Linked DNA regions of Homo sapiens: region 2 is linked to region 1. Evidence: chromatin loops called from intact Hi-C (ENCODE). Cell type or tissue: mammary epithelial cell. All regions are shown on one strand. Links, peaks and the distances in the headings refer to the core of each region. The heading gives the core; the rest is flanking DNA.

Evidence for each region. A loop is a pair of places that touch in the nucleus more often than their neighbours do. Peaks named below come from ENCODE experiments on the same cell type or tissue, not always from the same donor. Only the 100,000 strongest peaks of a DNase experiment are listed, where the experiment ranks them.
Region 2: a loop joins it to region 1, with 10 times the contacts of the local background. A loop is called at or near these places in 2 of 110 quality-filtered maps.

The regions. Positions count from the first base shown.
Region 1 is chr1:8,960,427-8,965,801 of GRCh38, reverse strand. CA6 (carbonic anhydrase 6) reads right to left here. Exons shown (of 8, transcript NM_001215.4): 5 at 3,146-3,215. Among named protein-coding and RNA genes, the nearest start is that of CA6, 17 kb to the right of the region's middle. RefSeq lists an enhancer at 2,518-2,812. In mammary epithelial cell, for the core only: a CTCF peak has its summit at 2,710 (motif pointing left); no DNase peak of the experiment used is centred there.
Region 2 is chr1:9,098,907-9,104,280 of GRCh38, reverse strand. It overlaps GPR157 (G protein-coupled receptor 157), which reads left to right. Exons shown (of 4, transcript NM_024980.5): 4 at 1-3,976. Among named protein-coding and RNA genes, the nearest start is that of GPR157, 28 kb to the left of the region's middle. RefSeq lists an enhancer at 1-182. In mammary epithelial cell, for the core only: a CTCF peak has its summit at 2,527 (motif pointing right); no DNase peak of the experiment used is centred there.

The DNA of each region.
Region 1 (5,375 bases), core at 149-5,148:
GATTCTCCCGCCTCAGCCTCCTGAGTAGCTGGGAATACAGGCACCCTCCATAACACCTGGCTAATTTTGTATTTTTAGTAGGGACGGGGTTTCACCATGTTGGCCAGGCTGATCTCAAACTCCTGACCTCAAGTGCTCTGCCAGCCTTGGCCTCCCAAAGTACTGGAATTACAGGCGTGAGTCACCTCGCCCAGCCACTTCAGCCTTTAAAAGGAATGAAATTCTGATAACATGCTACAATGTGGGCAAACCTAAAAGACATTATGCTAAGTGAAATAATCCAGACCAAAAAAAAAGACAAATACTGTTTGATTCTACTTATATGAGGTACCTAGAATAGTCAAATTCTTAGAGACAGAAACTGTGGTTACCAGAAGCTGGAAGGGGAGATGGGGAGTAACTGTTGAATGGGTACAGAGTTTCAGTTTAGGAAGACGAAAAAAAGTTCCGGCAATGGAGCGGGGTGATGGTTGCATCATACTGTGAATGTTCTTAATGCTACTGAACTGTACATTTAAAATGGTTTAAGGGGTAAGTTTGTTGTTGTTGTCGTTGTTTGAGATGTTGTTGCGCTCTGTCGTCCAGGCTGGAGTGCAGCGACACAATCTCAGCTCACTACAACCTCCACCTCCCGGGTTTAAGCGATTCTCCTGCCTCAGCCTTCCGAGTAACTGGGATTACAGGCGTGCACCACCATGCCTGGCTAATTTTTGTATTTTTAGTAGAGACGGGGTTCAACCATGTTGGCCACACTGGTCTCAAACTCCTGACCTCAGGTGATCAGCCCGCCTCCGCCTCCCAAAGTGAGGGGATTACAGGTGTGAGCCACCGCACCCAGCCTTAAGTGGTAAGTTTTAATTCAGGCTGTGGGACTGCGTGGAGTCACTGAGATGAGACAGAGCCTGACTCCACCCAACATTTAGGGCAGGAGCCAGAAAGAGAGTGAGAGGGCAGAGCTGGGGCGCGCCAGACCACCCTTTGAAGGTAAACTAAGACGAGAAGAAGAGTGGCCCATAGATCTGACCGTCACTCCGGCTCCGTGGAGCATTGGGGCCAGCTCAGGGTGGGGTGGGTGAGAATGGAGAACAGGACTATTCTATGACCTTTTCAAGGGGAGCCAGAGAACTGGGGGAAGCTGGGGAATGGTAAGGTCAGGAGATAACGTTTGTTTGCTTGTGTTTGGAGGTGGGAGGAATTAGGGCAGATGTGTGTGCTGAGCAGGAGGCTTTAATAAAGAGTAAGACATCAACGATGCAGACCGGGCACGGTGGCTCATGCGTGTAATCCCAGCACTTTGGGAGGCCGAGGCGGGTAGATCACAAGGTCAGGAGATCGAGACCATCCTGGCCAACATGGTGAAACCCTGTCTCTACTAAAATACAAAAAATTGGCCAGGCATGGTGGTGTGTGCCTGTAATTCCAACTACTCAGGGGGCTGAGGCAGGGGAATCACTTCAACCCGGGAGGCGGAGGTTGTAGTGAGCTGAGATCATGCCACTGCACTCCAGCCTGGTGACAGAGCAAGACTCCATCTCCAAAAAGAAAAAAGAGAGAGAGAGAGAGAAATCAACGATGCAGAAGACCAGGGAGAGAATAGCAGGAAAGGAGGCCCTGAGCATGGGAGAGGAGTGGGGTTGGGCCCCACGTGGGAGGGGTGGTGTTGACAAGAGCAGGGATTTGTCATCCGTTGCAGCTGAAGAGGGGATGTGGAATTTGGTCCAGATGCACGTGGGTTAAGGAGCGGAGTGTTTCTGGCCTGTGGCTTCTGTCTTCTCAATGGAGTGGGAGTGGGAGCGTCAGCTCCAGGGGAATTGCTGGAGCCCAGGCACAGGGGCTTCAGGAGAGAGGAGAAAGCATGTGACAGGAATTTGGGAGGTCAGAAAGAAAATGCCCAGCGTGATACTTTAGGATTTCTGGGCACTGTTCATATTTGTAGCTATGAATAAAAAATAATACCAGTTGGCCAGGTGTGGTGGCTCATGCCTATAATCCCAAAATTTTGGGAAGTTGAGGCAGGCAGATCACTTGAGCCCAGGAGTTCAAGACCAGCCTGAGAACATGGTGAGACCCTGTCTCTACTGAAAATACAAAAAAACCAGCCAAGCATGGTGGTGCACCTGTAGTCCCAGCTACTCAGGAGGCTGAGGTGGGAGGATCAACTGAGTCCCAGAGGTCGAGGCTGCACTGAGCCATGATCGCGCCATTGCACCCCAGCCTATGCAACAGACCAAGACCATGTCTCAAAAATAATAACGATAATAATACCAGTTAGATGTCTATGGATTTCTGTCCAGTTGCATTCAGCTGTTTGGCTGCCAGCCAACCACTAAGAAAATAACTAAAAAAACTCCAGAGTTGGTCTGGAGATTTGCCAGGTGAGTTTGTGGAGGGGTGGAGGGGTGAGGGCTAGAGGGTGTTTGCATGGGAGTGTTGAGGGAGACTTGAGAGTATCGGGGTGGAATCTAAGCTGGGAGAGAGATGAAAGGACACAGGCGTCACTAGGAGCAAGAATGTGGAAGCCCCAGGTTTGGAGGACTCCGGTCAGGTGAATTGCAGGAGGGGCTGGGTGCTGAAGTCAGAGGACTGGGAGGCTGGGAGGTGTGGCCGGAATGGGACGTGTGAAGTCGAGGATGCAGAGCTATTGTGGTTATAGCTCAAAAGTCAAGGGTTGACCCTGGGTGGGAAATGGCTCTTACAAGAACGCCGCCCTCTGGAGGAGAGGGGACGGAAGAACACCCCGAGTGTCTGGATGTCCAAGTGGTATGACGAGGGCTTCCCTCTTGACATTCATCTCAGCTTGGAGCCAGGTGGACATCTCTCTAGCTGCCAGGACTGTCACTGCCAGCTGAGGTGACAGTCATCGAAGCAAGGATATGCCTACTTAGTGCAACTCCAGTCAGAAGTTCCAATCATGGGAAATGACACATCGAATTTATGCACAGGCTTCTCAGAGAGGTTTGCTGCCTAAGCCAACAGCAGAAATCACTGGAACAAGTAACCTGGCACAGGGAGGGATGGACTCCCTTGGCAGGGCCCACGGGCCACCCTCCCCACCAGCATCAATCCCCTGCCCCCTGGGCCCACCTCACACTCACACTCACACTCATTCCCCTTCCCTCCTGCAGCCACAGTTGGCTTCCCTTACCTGGGTACTTGATGTTGGCCAGATGAGAAATGAAGTTGCTGTAATAAGTGTTTTCAGGGTAATTCTTCACCTGCAGAGAAACACAGAGCACTGAGCGTAAGTGAAGAAGAGGCCCCAGCACCATCGCTACTAATCCAGCCACTCAGCTTTCTAGCGGATTGGGCCGAGCCTAGAGAGTAAGGAGAGGCAGCCTGTGCCGTCTTGTGTTTTGGCAGAGACAGTCTGGCTGTTCTTTGCTACCAACCACGCAGGTTCATGAGTCCTTCCAGAAAGGCATTATCTGAAGTATTTTGGCAGCTTCCAGGGAAAGAAGCTTGTCAGTCATTGGTGATGCCCTCAGAAATGGCCAACTCTTACTCTAAAAAAGTCCCCTGTGCGCTTGTTTTTGTTTGTTTGTTTGTGAGTTTTTTTTTTTTTTTAAGAGTCTTGCTCTCTTCCCCAGGCTGGAGTGCAGTGGCATAATCTCGGCTCACTGCAACCTCTGCCTCCAGGGTTCAAGCAATTCTCCTGCCTCAGCCTCCCGAGTAGCTGGGATTACAGGTGCCCACCACCACACCTGGCTAATTTTTTTGTATTTTTAGTAGAGATGGGGTTTCACCATGTTGGCCAGGTGGGTCTCCAACTCCTGACCTCAGGTGATCGGCCCACCTCGGCCTCCCAAAGTGCTGGGATTACAGGCGTGAGCCACCGCACCTGGTCTGTGCACTTGTTTTGGGCAGTGTCAGCCACAGTCAGATTCTTTGTGATGAGGAGGGCTTGATCTCACAAGTTCCCTTCTTCATCCTCAGGACTTCCGACAGAGAGCCAGATGTCCAAGGCAGAACGACTACAATTCCCCCAACACCAGGTCACTCTTTCTGAATGAGTATTGACTTTAACAGTCAGAAAAGTTGCTTTGGGTGAAAAAGGTCTATTTTCAATGGCTCTTTTCAGTCAAGTGGTGTTGATCTCTTTCACTGTGCATAAATTTGGCTTTCTTGGCTTTATGACTGCATTTGCTATTTGTTTTCTAGATGTCTCGTGCCTTTTTTGTTGCATTGGTCCACCTTTACTGCCTTCTTTTGTGTTAAGCAAATACTTCTCATTTACCATTTAATCATTTTTAGTTATTTTCTTAGTGGTTGCTCAAATGATTACCATATACAACTCAATCACAATCTATGTCAGGTTAATATTAACTTAATTTCAGTAAAATATAGCAACTTTGCTTCAAAAGAGCTCTATTTCATCCTCATCCTTCTATTTTTGTCATATGCATTATATCTACATATATTATAAGTCAGTGGTATAGTCATTGCTTTAAATAATCTTGATGGTTTTTAAAAAGAAATTAAAAGAAGAAAACACAAAAAATATATGTATGTAGTCTTTTCTATTCTCCATTTCCAGTACTCTTCACTTCTTTCTGTGGATCGGAGTTAACCGTCTGGTATTATTTTCTTTCAGCCAGAAAAGCATCCTTATATATGACTTGTAAGATAGACCGGCTAGCAATTATACTGGTTTTCGTATATCTGGGAATGTGTTGTTTCACCTTCATTTTTGAAGGGTGGTTTATTGGATATAGAATTCTTGATTGACAGTCATTCCACTGTGTTCTGATGACTTGAAAAGTCAGCCATTAATTGTACTGTCATTCCCCTACATATAATAAATCCCTTTTCTCTTGCTGCTTTCAACAGTTTGATTTTTGATGTATCTAGACTTGGGGTTTATTTATCAGACTTGGGGTATTTTTAGTTTCTTGGATTGATAAATTTATGTTTTTCCTCAGATTTGAGGCTTTTGGGCCATTGTTTTGTTTTGTTTCATGTTTTTCTTCCACTTTCTCTCTCTCCTTTCCTTCTGGGACTCCCATTATATATATGTGTGTGTGTGTGTGTGTGTGTGTGTGTGTGTGTGTGTGTGTGTGTTGCTATACTTGATTTTGTCCCCATGAGTCTGCAAGGCTGTTCATTTTTCTTCTGTCTTTTTTCTCTGTTTTTCAGATTGGATAATTTCATTGCTCTATCTTCAAATGCACTGATTCTTTTTTTCTTCTGCTGCCTCAGATCTGCTTTGGGCCCATCTAGTGATTCTTTTTCCATTTTGTTTATTGTACTTTTCAACTCTAGACTTTCCATTTGGTGCATCTTTAAAGTTTCTATTTCTCCATTGAGATTCCTTTTTTGAGTCATTGTCATCATATTTTCCTTCAATTCTTTGAACATAGTTTCCTTTCATTCTTCAA
Region 2 (5,374 bases), core at 1-5,000, 140 kb before region 1:
AGAGCAGCTGCCAACTCAGCTTCTTCTACCTCCTAGATCCTCAGGCAGCAAGTTCCACCGGTACCAGCGTCCTGGCCCACGGGTGGGCGTTCATCTGCATAAGGGTAGCAGTGAGATTCGGGAAGCCGGTGGCCCACAGCTGTGGCCACAGTGCCCCCACCCAGTGGACCTTGATGTCCTGAGGACCACACAGCACTGTTTACAATCTGAGGGACCCACATCTGTGCACCTATCCTCTGTGTGATTAAATAAGCTGTCAGGGGCCCTCAGAGATGTGTCCCCATCCACACATCATGGAGCAGATTCCCGGCTGGTCAGGGTGTTAAGATTCTCTGGAGAACCCGGCTTTCCTTGGAGACTTTGCTCAACAGAGGAACCAGTTGCCATTCACCAGGTTGAAGGTTCCCCTGAGGTTGCATGGTGACCACCAGGGGCAAGCACAGCCCGGCGCAGCTGCTCAGGGACAGCAGTCTCCCCGGGCCTCCTGGCCTCTCCCTCCATGGGCTGCTAACCCTTGCCGTAGCTTGGGTTTGAGTGTCAAGCACAGGCCAGAATCCACACTCCTGTCCCCACCTGTCAATCACTTCAGACACAGGTTCCCTCCTTCCAATTCCAAAGCTGGAACAAGGGCAGGAAGAGGCGTCTCAGGGAACCCCCGAAGACCCCACTGTCTCTCCAGCTCCTTTCTTAGAATCCTCCTCTTCTTGGGGAGACCAAAGGGGATGAGTAGGGAGGGGTTCTGGCTTATTTACTTCTTAGTTTAGTTTTTTGTAAGTAAAGTGGCCGGAGAGATGAGTAATCCAAATACGATTCCTCAGGCCGGGCACAGTGGCTCACACCTGTAACCCTAGCACTTTGGGAGGCCAAGGCAGGCAGATCACCTGAGGTCAGGAGTTCAAGACCAGCCTGGCCAACATGGTGAAACCCTGTCTCTACTAAAAATACAAAAATTAGCCAGGCATGGTGATGCACGTCTGTAATCCCAGGTCTTTGGGAGGCTGAGGCAGGAGAATCTCTTGAACCTGGGAGGCGGAGGTTGCGGTGAGCCAAGACCACACCATTGCACTCCAGCCTGGGCAACAAGAGTGAAACTCGGTCTCAAACAAACAAATACGATTTCTTCCTAAAGGTGAAGGTTTTAAGCTTCAGAGTCAGTTTTTTTTTTTTTTTTTTTTTAAAAAAGGAGCCTCATTCTGTCGCCCGGAGCTGATGTGGTGGTGCGTGCCTGTAGTCCCTACTACTCAGGAGGCTGAGACGGGAGGATCCCTTGAGCCCAGGGATTTGAGGCTTCATTGAACTGGGATGGCACCACTGCCACTCCAGCCTGGGCAACAGCAGGACCCTGTCTCAAAAAAAGAAAAAAACAAAGGATTCAAAAGGATTCAGCTGTTTTGTATTCAGCTGAGGTAAGTGGCGGCATGGAGCATGGAGCGATTATTTACATTTAAAAGAAAAGAATTGAAAGTAAGCACCTGTATCTCTATTTTTATTCTGTGGGTCTTCCACAAACGCTTTCGTCTTATTTCAGAAAACAGCTTCTGTGTTCAGTCACAGGAGCCATCGGCAAAGAATGGAAGTGGAAATGCTACCTCCAGGGTCTTGGTGAGAGAAAGTACAGCTTTACCTGATAGGTGATTTCCCTTGGAATCCATCAGAACTCGACAAAGCATGATTTTCTGAGCCTAGTAAAATGGTTCTGAATCAAAACCGAAGTCACGCTGTGCTGCCGATCCCTGTTTGACTCTCAAAACCAAAATCTGTATCAGGAAAGGAATAATCATTTAGCAGACTGAGTCCAAAATGCTCATTTTTGGTTTCCTGTGAAAATGGATTTCTTTTTGTCGCTTTCTTTTTTTTTTTTTTTTTTTTTGAGATGGAGTCTCACTCTATTGCCCAGGCTGGAGTGCAGTGGTGCAATTTTGACTCACTGCAACCACCGCCTCCCAGGTTCAAGCGATTCTCCTGCTTCCCAATCCCAAGCTGCTGGGATTACAGGCATGCGCCACCATGCTCGGCTAATTTTTTGTATTTTCAGTAGAGACGGGTTTTCACCATGTTGGCCAGGCTGGTCTCGAACTCCTGACCTCAGGTGATCCACCCACCTCAGCCTCCCAAAATGCTTCGATTGCAGGCATGAGCCACTGTGCCTGTCCAAGAAAACAGATTTCTTGATGGAAATTAGTGAGACAGACATCCCCTTAGGATTGAAAGAGAGCTCTGGGCTGCTCCAGGGAAAGCCACTTGGCAGAAATAGCCTCTGTAAGTGAATTCTGGATTCCCCTGAAGACGTTACAGCAAATCTCTGGGTATGTCTCTGGTAAAGACCCTCACTTGAGCTTCTAGAAGGGAGCGAAAATTCAGGAATTTGCTTGCTGCAAAAGAGAACATGATTAACAGGTAAAAGAGAAAAGACAATATAGGCCACAGAGGAATAGTGTTAGGATCAACCCTGCTCAGCAGGGGCCTCTGGAGCCCTCCCTGCTGTACCCAAGCCAGAGCTGAGACATGGCTCCCCAGATGGACTGGCTGTGGTCAGGAAAGGCCTGTAGAGGGAGCTGAGGGCTCAGAAAATACCTGCTCCGGGTGCCTGGGCTCAAGTTCTCATTCCATTTCTTTGATGCCACTGGCCACTGTATCTGCTTTTGTAAAAACCTCCAAAAAGTTATACATCAGGTATCTCTAGTCAGCTTCCTCCGCTGCCCACCTCTTGCCACAGATGAGTGATCACTGTGAATGGTGGTGACCAGGTGGGCAGGGCAGGGGCTTGTCTAAGTGCCTTAGCCCAGGCCCCTGGCCCATCGACCTCGAAAACAGCAATATCGCCTCCTTCTTAGATCCAGTTACCAAGTCAGTCTAGCTGGGTGGGTAGTGCTCAGACAGAAAGGCTGGATGGGAAGGAAGTCACATCCTAAAAGTCCAGGAGGGGGCCAGGCGCAGTGGCTCACGCCTGTAATCCCAGCACTTTGGGAGACCAAGGTGGGCAGATCACCTGAGGTCAGGAGTTTGAGACCAGCCTGGCCAACATGGTGAAACCCTGTTTCTACTAAATATACAAAAAAAAAAAAAATAGTTGGATGTGGTTTCGTGTGCCTGTAGTGCCAGCTACTCAGGAGGCTGAGGCAGGAGAATTGCTTGAACCCAGAAGGCAGAGGTTGCAGTGAGCCGAGACTGCACCACTGCACTCCAGCCTGGGTGACAGAGCAAGACTCCATCTCAAAAAATAAAACAAGTCCAGGAGGGGCTGTTACTTCTTTTTAGTTTATTTATTTTTGTGAGGCAGGGTTTTGCTGTCTGGAGCATCATACCCAGTCTGGAGTGCAGTGATGCAATCATGGCTCACTGCAGCCTCCACCTCCCAGGCTCAAGCGATCCTCCCACCTCAGCTCCCTGAGAAGCTGGGACCACAGGCCTGGCTAAATTTTGACTTTTTGTAGAGACAAGGTTTTGCCATGTTGCCCAGTCAGATCTCAAGCGAGGGGCTGTTACATCTGATCAGGGCAAAAGGGGCTGTGCTCCTTGGACACTTTGCACAGCCCCAGTGGGCTTCTTTCTCCTCTGTTAGTGTGGTTAATGTTCATCTGCCTGCATCCCTGAGTCACCCAAGTGTAACCTCAGCCATAACACGTACTGCAGCCGGAACGGTGTCCGCAGCTCAGCGTCCCTCTCCCATGCACTTTCTGAACTTTGGTCTTTTAACCAGGTTTACCAGCCGCTTTCTGCCTCTTTGTGCTTTTGAGGGTTTTTTGGTTTGTTTGTTCTGTTTTGTTTTTAAATAAAGATGATTATTTGGCCCAGGCTGAGGGTGCAAACAGAACTCTTCACGTGTCCACGACAAGAAAAATAGTTTTTACAAACTTCTAGTTGTGGCATCAAAAGTGTGAGTTTTTGCACCTGCAAAATTGTAATGCAAGCCCTGACTGGGTGGAAGCTGAAGTCTTGCTGTTTTAAATTAAATAAATAAATTATTTTTCTCCTATGTGTTTGGTAAAGTGATTGCCTCCTGATGTGTTGTGCAGGGTGGGGAGGGGGCGGTTGCAGGACAGGTGGCTCGCATTGGCCTGTGTTGCTGTGGTTCCAGAGCCTACCATGAGGCTGAGACCTGGAGAAGACAGCTCTGCCCTTCTCTCTTGGCAAATTAGCTAAAGAGGCAGCCGCCCTGTTGGCATAGCCAGCTTCCCCTGAGTTGACCTAATAAAGATCATGGGGGTGGAGAGATAGGGAGAGGGTTTTAGAATACAGATTCCTGGGCTTTGTCCACAAAGTTGGTGCTTACCAGGGGAATGAAAGGCACTCCTATAGCAGGACCCTAGTGTAACCGCCCAGTGGGTTCACCTTGCCTGCTGCCTAGATAGAGCCGATGAGGGTCAACAGGTCCAAGTTCCAAGCACCCATGACTTGGGGCTGAACTTGATTAAGAGAGATGCTCCAGGGCTGAGCTGCTGACCCCTTCACCCTTCATGCATGGTTGTATCACACACAGGGTGACCCGCCGCAGCTGCATCTGCAGGCCTCCTGGTGGTCAGGGACTGCTGGGACACAGGGTCTCTTCTTGGAAGGGAGCAGCCTTCCAAACGCATCTACTGGAGCTGGCTGCCTTGCTGCGTGACTTGCAGATCTGCACTGGCCATGCAGCCCCACCTCCGGTCATAGTTTTCTTGAAACTGCTCCGCCTTGGGAATTTTGCTGCCAAAAGCTCCTAAACTTTCTTCCACTGTCTGGATTTTGTGCAGTTAAAACTGCATTGAGGAGAATGGCTTGAACCCGGGAGGCAGAGATCGAAGTGAGCCGAGATCACGTCACTGCACTCCAGCCTGGGTGACAGAGCAAGTCTCAAAAAACAAACAAAACAACAACACAAACTGCATTGAATAGCCCCTAGAAGTGGCATCTTGAATTTGGTTATTAAGGTACAACATACACAAACTTAAGTAATATTAAAATAGCAGGCCTGGTCCTGCTACTTCGACGCGACCACCCTGAGGTTTGTTAACTATTCTCTCCTGCCTTTGTCTTTGCATCTCTAAACTTGATGCTATGTGCTTACCTGGGAGAAAATGGAAGCATCCCCTTGAGGCCCTCTCCTGTGACCCTCCACTCATCAACTGCCATGCGCCTTTCCCTTTCCATCTGTCTCCCCTCAGTGACCTTTTTTCACCTCTTCCCTGACCTCTTCTCCGGAGTTCTCTTCGCCTTCCTCACCCCAGCAAATGCAGCATGCATTCAGAATCCAGGCTCCGTGTTCCACACTGCTCCACACCACTCCACACCGTTCCCTCTTGCCTGACCTCCTGCTTCTGCCTATATGCAGCTCACACCCCACAGGGTCACCTCCTTCTGCTCCCATAGACTTCTAAGCGGGTCTTTGGGATGCCAC